Regions from separate parts of the Homo sapiens genome. Here region 1 is linked to region 2. Evidence: chromatin loops called from intact Hi-C (ENCODE). Cell type or tissue: heart left ventricle. All regions are shown on one strand. Links, peaks and the distances in the headings refer to the core of each region. The heading gives the core; the rest is flanking DNA. Region 1 overlaps LOC105378275 (a long non-coding RNA gene). Region 2 overlaps LINC02659 (long intergenic non-protein coding RNA 2659).

Region 1 (5,386 bases), core at 186-5,185, 90 kb after region 2:
CCCCTTTCCTTTCCCCTTTTGCAGTCTGCAAAGTCCATCTTCTACAAGAGTCATGCGGTGCTTGGCTCTTCCTTGCTGAAAAACAAAAAGCACGGTCACAGCCTGCTACCCTTGCTTTCTTCCCACGAAGGAGAAATTGTTATATAGGCATAGCCAGAATCCCCAAAGGGTGTCTACACAAATGCCAGAACATTCAGATCACACATGTTCTCTCTCTACACACATACACACACACACACACACGCACACACACACACACCCATCACACTGGTGTTGGAAGAATTCTGAAATATAAAAGTCTTAATATGGACCCTAGGCTGGGCATAGGGTGGCTCATGCCTGTAATCCCAGCACTTTGGGAGGCTGAAGAAGGAGGATTGCTTGAGCCCAGGAGTTCAAGACCAGCCTGGGCCCACCATGAAGAAACCCTATCTCTACAAAAATGAAAAAAAAATTAGCCAGGCATGGTGGTGTGTGCCTGTATTCCCAGCTACTCAGGAGGCTGAAGTGGGAGGATCACTTGAGCCCAGGAGGTCGAGGTTGCAGTGAGCTGAGATCACACCACTGAACTCCAGCCTGGGTAAGAGCGCAAGACCCTGTCTTACACACACACAAAAAAAGATGGACCCTGAAAATGAATAGGTTTCCACAGGCAAAAAAGTAAGAACGTTTGGAAAGGAAGAACCCTGTGATTTTGATGTTTAATGACCTGCCGGACAAGGACTGTAGCCACCTCAGGCAAGAGAGTCAGTGGGTTGAGTCCTGGCTAGCTGGTCACTAACTTAGTGGCCTTTCAAGGCACTTGGGCCTTGGCCTCCATTTCTGCATCTGTCTCTTGGGGACCATAGTGGTCCTAGGCCAGCTGCATCACAGGGTGCATATGATAGAAGGATCTAACTCCGAGTTAGAAGTGTCTTGCTAAGATATTATTAGTCATTTCTATTATTAAAGTCAAAGTCTAGCATTCAGAGACATTAGAAGGTCACGTTTGTGTGATGAGTGATTCAAAACACGGAAGACTTTGAATGCCAAGTGGATGAACAAGTAGTACTTACACTAAAGGAATTCATGAGAGAAAATGGAAGCTTATATTTATTGAGCAACTACTACGTGCCAGGCACAAGATTTTGTGAAACTGGTGCTAAATATTTACATTTTGCTGATGAGGAAGTGGGGTCTCTAGAAAAGGAGAGATTTCCATATTGACACACACCTGGTGAGTGTAGGAACTCTACCTTAGAGCCAGGTCTCTCTGTGCCCAAAGGGAATGACTTAGCAGAAGGGAAGGAGTGGAAAACATCCCCATCACTCTCATATCCTCAAGATCCCTTGTTAGTGCAGAGGCCCCTGGGAGCTTCTTACATGTGTGTTTTTAACCTAGTTGGCCTATTCCATTAGAGGCTGTTTTCCACTCTGTCATACCTCCGCCTTCTCTAATTCTGTTCTGGGACCACTTTCCACTTGGACAATTCATCCTCCTCCTTTGCACCCTTCCCAGTCTCCTTCACCTCCATTCCCATAAACTCCTGTGCATGTTCCTGTTACAACACTCAGCCTGCTGCAGTGGAATGCATCTGTTCTGTGCATTCTTTCAGGAAAAAATATTACGTCTTCCAAAAAATATGGAACCAACCACTAATTATGGCACATCTGCTTTGTTTCAAAAGTAAGTGTGGACAGGTCCAGGATGTTATCTCCAGACTACTCTGGAAAGCTCTCGGCATTCTCGGAACTCACAAAGGATATATGAGCAATTGCTCAGTGACTAGGCTGCAACCTGTTTCTGTGGGACTCCCACAATGGCCTCACAGCCAAAACTGTGGGAAGATCTAGGAAGAAGACATAGACTCCAACCTGGGTCAGACAAAGGGCGGAGGAAATAATTGAAAATCTTATACCAAAAACGTTAGAAACAAAAGTCATTCTCAGTGCAGAAGAGTAGCAGAGAATCATTTAAAAATGTGCATCCCTAAGAGGCCGAAGGAAAAGGAGCAGAGGCTGAGCAAGAGTCCCTGTGTGACAGGAAAAGCTGTAAGCAGTGTCTGCGGCTTTCTCTCCCCAGCCACATCCGCCATTCTCTGTTAAGGGCCCTCTCACCGAGGTTAGTCAGCCTCTCTCCTTAAAACTGAAAGTGACTGCTGGCATGCAGTTCCTCTCACATCTGGATTGCTAACCACCTGCTCCCCAAATTTGAAAGTATAATGGAATTGAATTCAAATTTTTACAAAACTTAGGAACTTAGGGGGCCAACTTTGCAAATCATAATTGATTTCCAAGAGACATGTCCTATTATATTTGTTTAACAAACATGAATGTTTCGTACATCAGATGCATTCTCAAGGTGTCATCCAATCCTCTTTCATTTAAAGTAGGGCAAGCGCGTGTTAAAAAAATCTAAATATTTAAAAATGATAGCAAATCTCCCTCACAACCAGACCCCCAGATTCCTTGCGAGAGGTAACCATCATGAATAGTTTTTTTGGGCCTCCAGACATCTTACACATATGTAAGCCCATGTATTCACTTGTGTTCATTGCGTTCGTATCCTTTTCATATCAAATTAGAGCAGTCAGTGCCTACTCTTCTGAATCCAAGTTTCTTTGCTATAACAATACATTTCAGCACATTCAGACTCACTCATTCTTTTTCAAAACTGCGTTGTATTTTATTTTAGAGAAGAATGATCATGCATTTTCCCAAGTCCCTCTAGATTGGCATTTAGGTACGTTCCGTCTTTTGCCTTTACAGGTAATACCACACACTTGCCATTGCACAAAGTTGCTCTCCCAAAGCATCAGAGGCCCTCCCCCTACCTTGCCACACTGGCTAATGTGGGACAGTTTACCTTTTTCCAGGCTCAGTGGTGAGCAATCCTATGCTGTCTCTTTATTATTTAGTCTTTTCTTTCTCTGTGGACTGCCATGTGTGTTGTCAATTTTTCCACTGAGTGGCATTTTGGTGACAGATTTGTAATCCCTGGCTTTACAATAGTGACATGTTCTTCTTCTGACTTGTTTGGCAAGTATTTTTCCTGTTTGACCTTTTTTTAAATTTAACTTCTGCCATATTTTTCATTGGTGAATTTTAGTTTTATTTTTATGTACTCATATGCATGAGTCTTTTCCCTTATAGTTTCTGGGTCTTGTTTTGTTTTGCTTAGCAAGGACTCACCCACTCTCTTGAGAGACAAACAAGAAGACTGAAGTAAAGTGAAAGATGTACTTTTGTCTGGAAGAGGAACTCTCAGAATATGTCATGTAGTGATAAATAATTTAATGCAATCACAAAACATTCCAAACATGTTCCTTTTTAGAAACTTAGTGATTTTTTTATAAATCAGAAAAATAAATAGGGGGGTTAGGTAGCAAGTTTGGCTCAGTCAGATGTTAAAGGCTAGAATGATTAAAATCCAGTGATTCCAGTGCAGAAATAATCAAAGAAATAGAATAGAACAGAATCCAGAAACACAACCAAGAATAAATGGAAGTATTGGATTTTATAAATGTAACATTTCAGCACCATAAGCAAGCAATGCCGCAAAAAAAAAAAGGCTCAATTGGAGGGCAGGGCAGGGGAAGGAGAAGGAATGTAGTCTCCTACCTAAGTCCTCATACCAAATTTATTGGCAGTTGTGGCAAATATTTAAACATAATAAATGAAGTCACAAAAGTACCAGAAGATAATGTATTTTTATAATATTAGGATAAATAAAGGCTTTCTACACATGCCCAGAATTAATTAATCATCAAGGAAGTGATGAACAAATTTTACTATGTAAGATATGCATAGTTCTGCAAAACCACATGATGAAAATCAAACAACAATGTAAAAGCTGGGAGAATATACTAACAAGACACATGGCAATGAATAAGTATTCACAATGCATAAAGAATTTTTTTCAAGTAGTTAAGAAAGTAAGAAGATAAAGATAATGATCAAATTAATGTAAAATATAAGAAAGTATAAGCAAACTTAATACATAAAACCAAATGTTCAGAATCAGCAAAGCTGTGAAAAAGAAAATGACCACAGCTGCACAATGGGAGCACCACTTGGCAATAGGTTGAATTCCATGTCATTGCCAATATTTCATCCTTTTTGACCTACAAAATATCCATTTTTCAATCAAAATTGGAAGTGCACATAGTCTTCGAGTCAAGAATACTACTTTCAGATATTTTTAATATATTTTAACATGTACAGTGGATATTTATACAAGTTTTATTATCCATTGGATTGCTTAGAAATTTTTTGTTAAGTCCAAAAGTACCAGTGTCATGTGGGGTATAGCAGGGTACACACTGCTTGTGGGCGCAGCAAGTGGTACAATCAATAGAATAGTCATGTGGCAACAGCCACCAGCAAAGTTGAAGATGTATGTCTCGTATCATGCAGCAATTGCCTTCCTAGGCAGGTGTGTGTGCATGTGGGTGTGATACATACATTCTATTCCTATGATGGCAAGTGCTGTTTCACAAGATATATGCATCTTCAGTTAGTCCATGTTACATGATATGTACCTGTGAAACACACATGTATACATGTACACATATGAATGTACATGTGTACGCAGCATATACATGTGCATCTGCACATGCTTATACTGTGCACATAAAAATGTGCGTATGCATAGCATAACATATAATGTATATGGGCATATGCAAACATGCATGTGTGCCTGTACCCTAGAGAAATTCCCACACACATATATATACAGTAACATGTACAAAGACATTGATTTTTGCCATTGTTTATAACAAGAAAAAAATGTACACAACATAGCTGTCAGTCAGGAAAAGCATGTGTAAGTTGTAGCTTATTCATACAATGGAATATCATGCAACAGAAGACACAAATTAGACCTATATGTATCTACAGGGATAAATATCAAAAACACAAGGCCAAATGTAAAAATCAAGAAGGAAAATATATGTGAAACATGATTCCATTTGTATATGGATATATCCAAATGTAGTAAAATTATACAATAATACTGTTAATGAATTATACCAACTTAAGGAAAAGCAGTGCTGCTGAGGAGCAGGAAGGAACGAAGGGGTAAGGCCTTTTGAGCTTGATATTATTGTTCTTAAAAATTCTGAAGCAAATTGGCAAAACATTAGCATGCTAAAAGTTAATAGAAAAATCTATATATATATTTCAATGAAAAATATATGTAATGCCCTATTCATGTCTTCTTTCAAGCATGCATATCTATCTTTACATGAATACATAAAACATACTGTTTATTTCTCTTTGCAGTCCTTTTTTTCTCCTATTTCCTTTTCTCTCCCTTTTATTTCATCCTTCCTCCCTGCACCCACATCACCCTCTAAGCCCACCTCACCACACTCCAGCCATCCATGCTGATAACAAATTGTGCTGA
Region 2 (5,386 bases), core at 69-5,068:
TTATTTTTAATATTTTTGGATTAACTGGGTACACTAACGCAGTATTTAGATTTTACTCTTAACCAAATGTGAGTCTGTGATTCAAAATAAGAGTTCATCCTGATCATTTTATTAACATGATTTATATGCTTAATTTTATTTCTGCTATTTTGTTTTATGGTCATTTTTAATACACCTTTTATATTGAGGTTACTTTTTTAACCTGACTTTTCCCTTGTGATTTGGAACTCACATCTACTATTTTCATTCTGTTAGTAATGACATTTAATAAGTATGCACTGGAATCTACTTTCTCTAATTTTCATTATCAAAAATAGGCCTGGCATAGTGGCTCACACTTGCAATCCCAGTGCTTTGGGAGGCTGAGGTAGGAGGATCACTTGAGCCCAGGAGTTCAAAGTTACAGTAAGCTGTGATTGCACCACTGCACTTCAGTTTGGGCAACAGAGCAAGACCCCTCTTCAGGAAAAAAAAAAAAAAAGACAATATAAATTGATCCTTCTCTGTGTGATATGAGGAATATACTCCACTTTTACATCTTGTCTTCTGGCCATTCAATTCCCAATTTTTAGTGATACAGTAGGTTATTTGAACTAGATAACTATTACTTAGTTAATATTTTTAACCATGTGTCCTCTTTTGGAAATTATTTTTGGCATTCTTGTTGTGTTTTAATGTCCCATTGAGAATTACATTAATTTTGTTCTATAGTTTATGTTTGTTTGGGGGGAAGAGGTTATTTGTTTATTTTTATTAGTATTTTATATCATGAATTCTCCATTTTTGGATTTGATATTTTGATTCCTCACTCAGTTGGCTTAAAAATGACTCACTAAGATGTTTCTTGTTTGCATTTTTTTGTGGCTGTTGTCTGTCCAGACCCTCACATGGGGTCTGAACTTCTCAAGTTCACAAGAGAACGCAGCTTTTCTGCACTGGGATCTCAATGTCTGCATGGCAGCTAGGGGAGCCAAAATGGGAGAATGCAGGACAGACACTTCAATTTAAATTTCAGATAAACATGAAATAACGCTTCTGGTATAAGAATGCCCCCAATATTGCCTGGGCATCCTGCATTTTATCTGGAAACCCCATGTGGGTCACCATACTTTTCTTGGTCACATTTCTGCAACTGATGATCATTGTCTTCGTGTTACAAAGAAACAGGAACCAAGTTTTATCGCCTTGACCCTCACTGAATTTGTGGGGGCTTTTTCTTGAAATTAAAATAAATTATCAGGGTAAGTCTAGGCAAAAAAAAGCCCTTCATTATTTTATCTAGATTTCTGAAGAGTCTTTCTTTAACTTGGGAAAATTTCCACCAAATAGTTCTTTAATGATAGCTCCACTTTTGGAGGTTCTTTCTCTGGAATGCCTAATATTTATAAATTAAATATATCTCAGCCCATGCTTTTCCTATATTTTCTCTAATTAACCTTCTCTTATCCTCTTCCTCTGACTTCTGTGATGTCAAATTTGACTTCTCTCTTATAAAACCTTTTTTACTGAAAGGTCCATTTTGCTCTCCCCTTCCCCGTTTCCATTTCTGAAATGAACATTTTTTAAATCATCTCACAGCCTTCCCTACCCTGTTTGTTTTTTTTCTTTATGGTTCTCTACTCGAATTTCATAGAAGAAATGCTCATTTGAAGTTTATTGGAAACACAGATCAGAAGTGTTCTCAAAATTTTCCCATCTCTTTCAGAAACTATATTTTATAGGAAAATATTTCCCCTGATTCCTCAGAGTGCTTCCTCCTTTTGAACTGTGCTATCTTCTCATTCTCCTGGTGATTTTCATCTGTGTGCTCGACATTACAGAGGGAATGCAATGTTTGTCCAGAACCATTAGTGGGGATCCCGGTCTGAGTTATTCCGACCCAAGGGAAGGGGCAGGGAAGAAGACCGAGTTCTCAGTTCTCTATGCTGATTCAGCAGCCCCGGGAGCCAGGAAGCAAGCCGTTCTGAGATGGCCTGAGTGGAGCGTCTCTGCCCTTGGTTCTTTTCTCAGTTTGGAAGCCACTGGGAGTTTCCTGGAAGTGCCCTTGTTCTCTGCTGAGCGCCAGCGAGGTTCACCCCTGTTCTTGGCCTGTTCATGGCTCACAGCCCATGACAAGTGTCAGCTGGGGTTAGTGCCTCCCTGGCTTTGTGAAAGGCAGAATCTCTACCTACAAATCTTACAGCCTCCCTCTTCCCCTCTGGGCCTCTCTTCTGGACAGCGCACATGCCAGGAAAAGCTACAGGGCATTGGAGAGAGTCTTCTAGACCTTCCCCGTGATCCTTCCCAACTACATTGTTCCTTCTTTACATGTAAGGAACTAAGCTAAGGGAACTCTCGACATTTCCATCATGCGGCTGTCACCCTACCCTTCCCTCAGCCGATTCACATTTCCCCATTCATACAGTAACAAAGCATGTCAGCATGTAGTTTGCTTAGGATAATTTCTCAGATTTCACAGTATGAATATTTCACTGAATTTTCTCCCTTGAACAGAGTCCATTTTTCCTTTTTCTGGAACAAATGATATGTAAAAAACTGTATGAACCCCATTTTCATTTGGAAGCTGTTCCATGAAATATATTATCTAATTTAACAATGGGTCCCATTGTCAAATTTATTCTCAATACGAAGGCCAGCCATAGATTATCAAAACTTGCAGGCTGGTCAGCGTTCTGTGGGCTTCTGGTGAGATGTTTTACAGATAACATTCTGTATAGGAAGCAATCATGGCTTCATTCTATGATAGGCAAGGTGCCAGGAAATGCTAAATCAAGTGGCAATCGAGTCCCTAAAGAAAGTCATTTCTGATTTATGGTGATAGCTCCAACAATTCTGCTGAACTTTTTACACACTGAAATGACTACTTAGTTATGTTTTCCATTGGAGCAGAGAACAGCTGGCCTGCCAGAGACCCAGCACAGCAGCTGGAATGCAGAAACTCTCATACCATTAACCCCAAAGCCTGAGAAAAAGATTTCTTATTTCTGAAATGTAAGCGCTTGTTTTCTCCCAGCACATCTGACACCCTGAGTCTGTGGTGGCGTTCAGAAAGTGGGAAGCAGCCTGAACTGGGCTGGAGGCGAGGGCAGGAAAAGAGGAGTCAGGCGCTGGCACAATGGGGACTGAGCACTAGCAGGAGCTCCCCAAGGGCCGGGGGTGGTCTGCGTTATTTTTTAATTTATCACAGTTTCAACAGACTTATCTCGAGCAGTCTTGTCTTCCAGCTGCTGGAGCTGCCTGAAACCCTCTAGAGTGTGTGTGTGTGTGTGTGTGTGTGTGTGTGTGTGTCCACGTGCACGTGTGTGTTTTCTTCTGTGTTTGTATATTTTGCTCCTGGAGCTTTAAGAAGAGCCTAGATTAGTATTGTCCAATAGAGTGTGATACAAAGCACATACATAGTTTCAAATGTTCTAGGAGCCACACTAAAAAAAAAAAAAAAAAAAAAAAAAACAGTAAAGAGAAACTAGTAAAATCATGTAATATAATTTATTTAACTTAATACATCCAAAATATTATCAGTTCAGCATGTAACCTTCACATAACTTATTAATGGGATCGGTTGCTTTCTTCTCTTCAGGCCAGGTCTTTGAGCTCGTGTGTGTCTGCCATGCACTTCACACTCACAGCCCACCTCCTGTGGATTGGCCACACGCCTGGGTCTCAGTAGCTCGTGTGCCGGCAGCTGGGATGGGGGCAGGCTGGGCAGTGAAGAAGAACAACCTCCCCCTGTTCTAACTCATTCAGCTCTGCTCGGGTCTTCGTATTTCCCTGGCCCTGAAGCTCCCCCTCTCGGAGGTGCCCCTCTACCAGCCCCTTGAAGAATCGTGTGTGAACCATCACTCCTAGCCCTGTGCTACCAGCCCACCTCACTCACAGCTCATGCAGAACTTTGTAACTAAAATCCCAGGACCTGGAAAATACATGTCTGGGAGCTCCCAGACATAACAATCACTTCTGGACTCCCAGGAGAAGGCCATATCTTTCCCTTGGTCTTCCCTGCCCACTTCCAATCGTTGTCTCACCCTGTTTCTCCACAAACTCTCTCCTCTTTTCCTCTCTGCTCTCCCTTTCCAGATTGAGCAGGATGGTGGTGGGGCTGCTGGGGGGGCATTTCTGGGTCCTGTCCTGGGGAAACAGCTTGCAGAGGGGAGGCAGGGAAGGGCAAGGCATGCTCTCACTTCACTGTCAGTCCTGCAGCTAAGAGTCTGAGGCTGGACCACCGCCTCTGCATGGGACAACAAAACCGGGCTGGCGGCACTCCCGCGACAGTTCCCAGACACCCACAACCCAGGCAGGTGGCGCACCTGAGTAAAGGTGTCTGGGTATCGGATGGGACTGGTGGGCCTGGAAAACACAGGCCCCACCCAGGACATTTAAATTCAGCTTTTAACCCTGTGCAAGCCAAGCAAAACCAGTGGGAGCCAAAGAGTCATCAGCTTGTGGTTCCCAAGAGAGGGACGGGTCCTGGGGACTCTGTTCACAGCTTGTAGGTATCGAGGGACAGCTACCTTGCCTCCTGCCCCACCCTTTTAGGGATCTGCTGTCTATAAACTGCCGGATGTCAGGTACCTGGTTCATCATCTTCATTTTCATGCACGTCAACAGCCACATCACTGACCTTCCAACAAATCTTCCAGCCTTACCGACCCTCAGTCCTCGCCTCTAATGGCCCTATATTCCATCCGGAATCGGACCCTCAAGTGAAGTGAAATGCAGCCTGTAACTCAGAGAGTGGCAGGTTGTCTCCTCTGAACCGGTGTCAGGTGCTACTTTCTCCGCAACCCTAGGCTGTAGGCACTCAGCAGCCCCAGAATCTGCAGGCTTAGCCCTGCCATCCAGAGAGCAGTCCCTGCTGCTGCTCAGGGGGGCCATGCAGCCCAAGACGAGCCTAGATTCCCTCACAGTCTCTGCACTGTCAGGGTCCCCTAAGCTCTGCCAGGTCTCCCTAGTCGGAATGCAACATGTCTGTCTCCATGTTCCGAATTGCATCCAGTCCACCCGCAGGGCCTGTAGCCCTGCCCAGAGGTCCAGGTGGAAGGCATGATGCCCTGTGCAGTCCTGCCCAGACCCCTTCTCAGGAGGTGAGACTCTGCCCTACACATCCAGCAAGGTGCTAAACAGATCAGGTGGAACGAGAATGTCACTGCCTCGTAGTCCACCTGCAGGTACTGGAAACTGCTACCATTGCCCAGACTAGCAGAATAGATTTCACCTTCGAAAGCGACCCTGGCCTGGATCCTGCTGCTTCTGCCACATCTATTTCCAGCTTCCTCTTCCTACTGGCCTCCTTCTGAAGTCCCAACATGATGTCCTGCCAAGTCACACAGGTAATGGCCATGCCGGCTTCTTAAGCCATCCATTTTGTTTCATGTCTTTTCCTTCTTGG

Evidence for each region. A loop is a pair of places that touch in the nucleus more often than their neighbours do. Peaks named below come from ENCODE experiments on the same cell type or tissue, not always from the same donor. Only the 100,000 strongest peaks of a DNase experiment are listed, where the experiment ranks them.
Region 1: it touches region 2 in a loop (1.9-fold over the local background); 5 of 110 quality-filtered maps call a loop at or near these places.

Annotation. Positions count from the first base shown.
Region 1 is chr10:43,813,196-43,818,581 of GRCh38, reverse strand. It overlaps LOC105378275 (a long non-coding RNA gene), which reads right to left. Exons shown (of 3, transcript XR_945906.4): 3 at 1-75. Among named protein-coding and RNA genes, the nearest start is that of LINC00619, 29 kb to the left of the region's middle. RefSeq lists a silencer at 1,815-2,015. In heart left ventricle, for the core only: no CTCF peak of the experiment used is centred there; a DNase peak (open chromatin) is centred at 2,069; H3K27ac peaks cover 2,873 bases.
Region 2 is chr10:43,903,369-43,908,754 of GRCh38, reverse strand. It overlaps LINC02659 (long intergenic non-protein coding RNA 2659), which reads left to right. Exons shown (of 3, transcript NR_184145.1): 2 at 4,534-5,327. Among named protein-coding and RNA genes, the nearest start is that of LINC00841, 3.2 kb to the left of the region's middle. In heart left ventricle, for the core only: no CTCF peak of the experiment used is centred there; a DNase peak (open chromatin) is centred at 3,124; H3K27ac peaks cover 2,477 bases.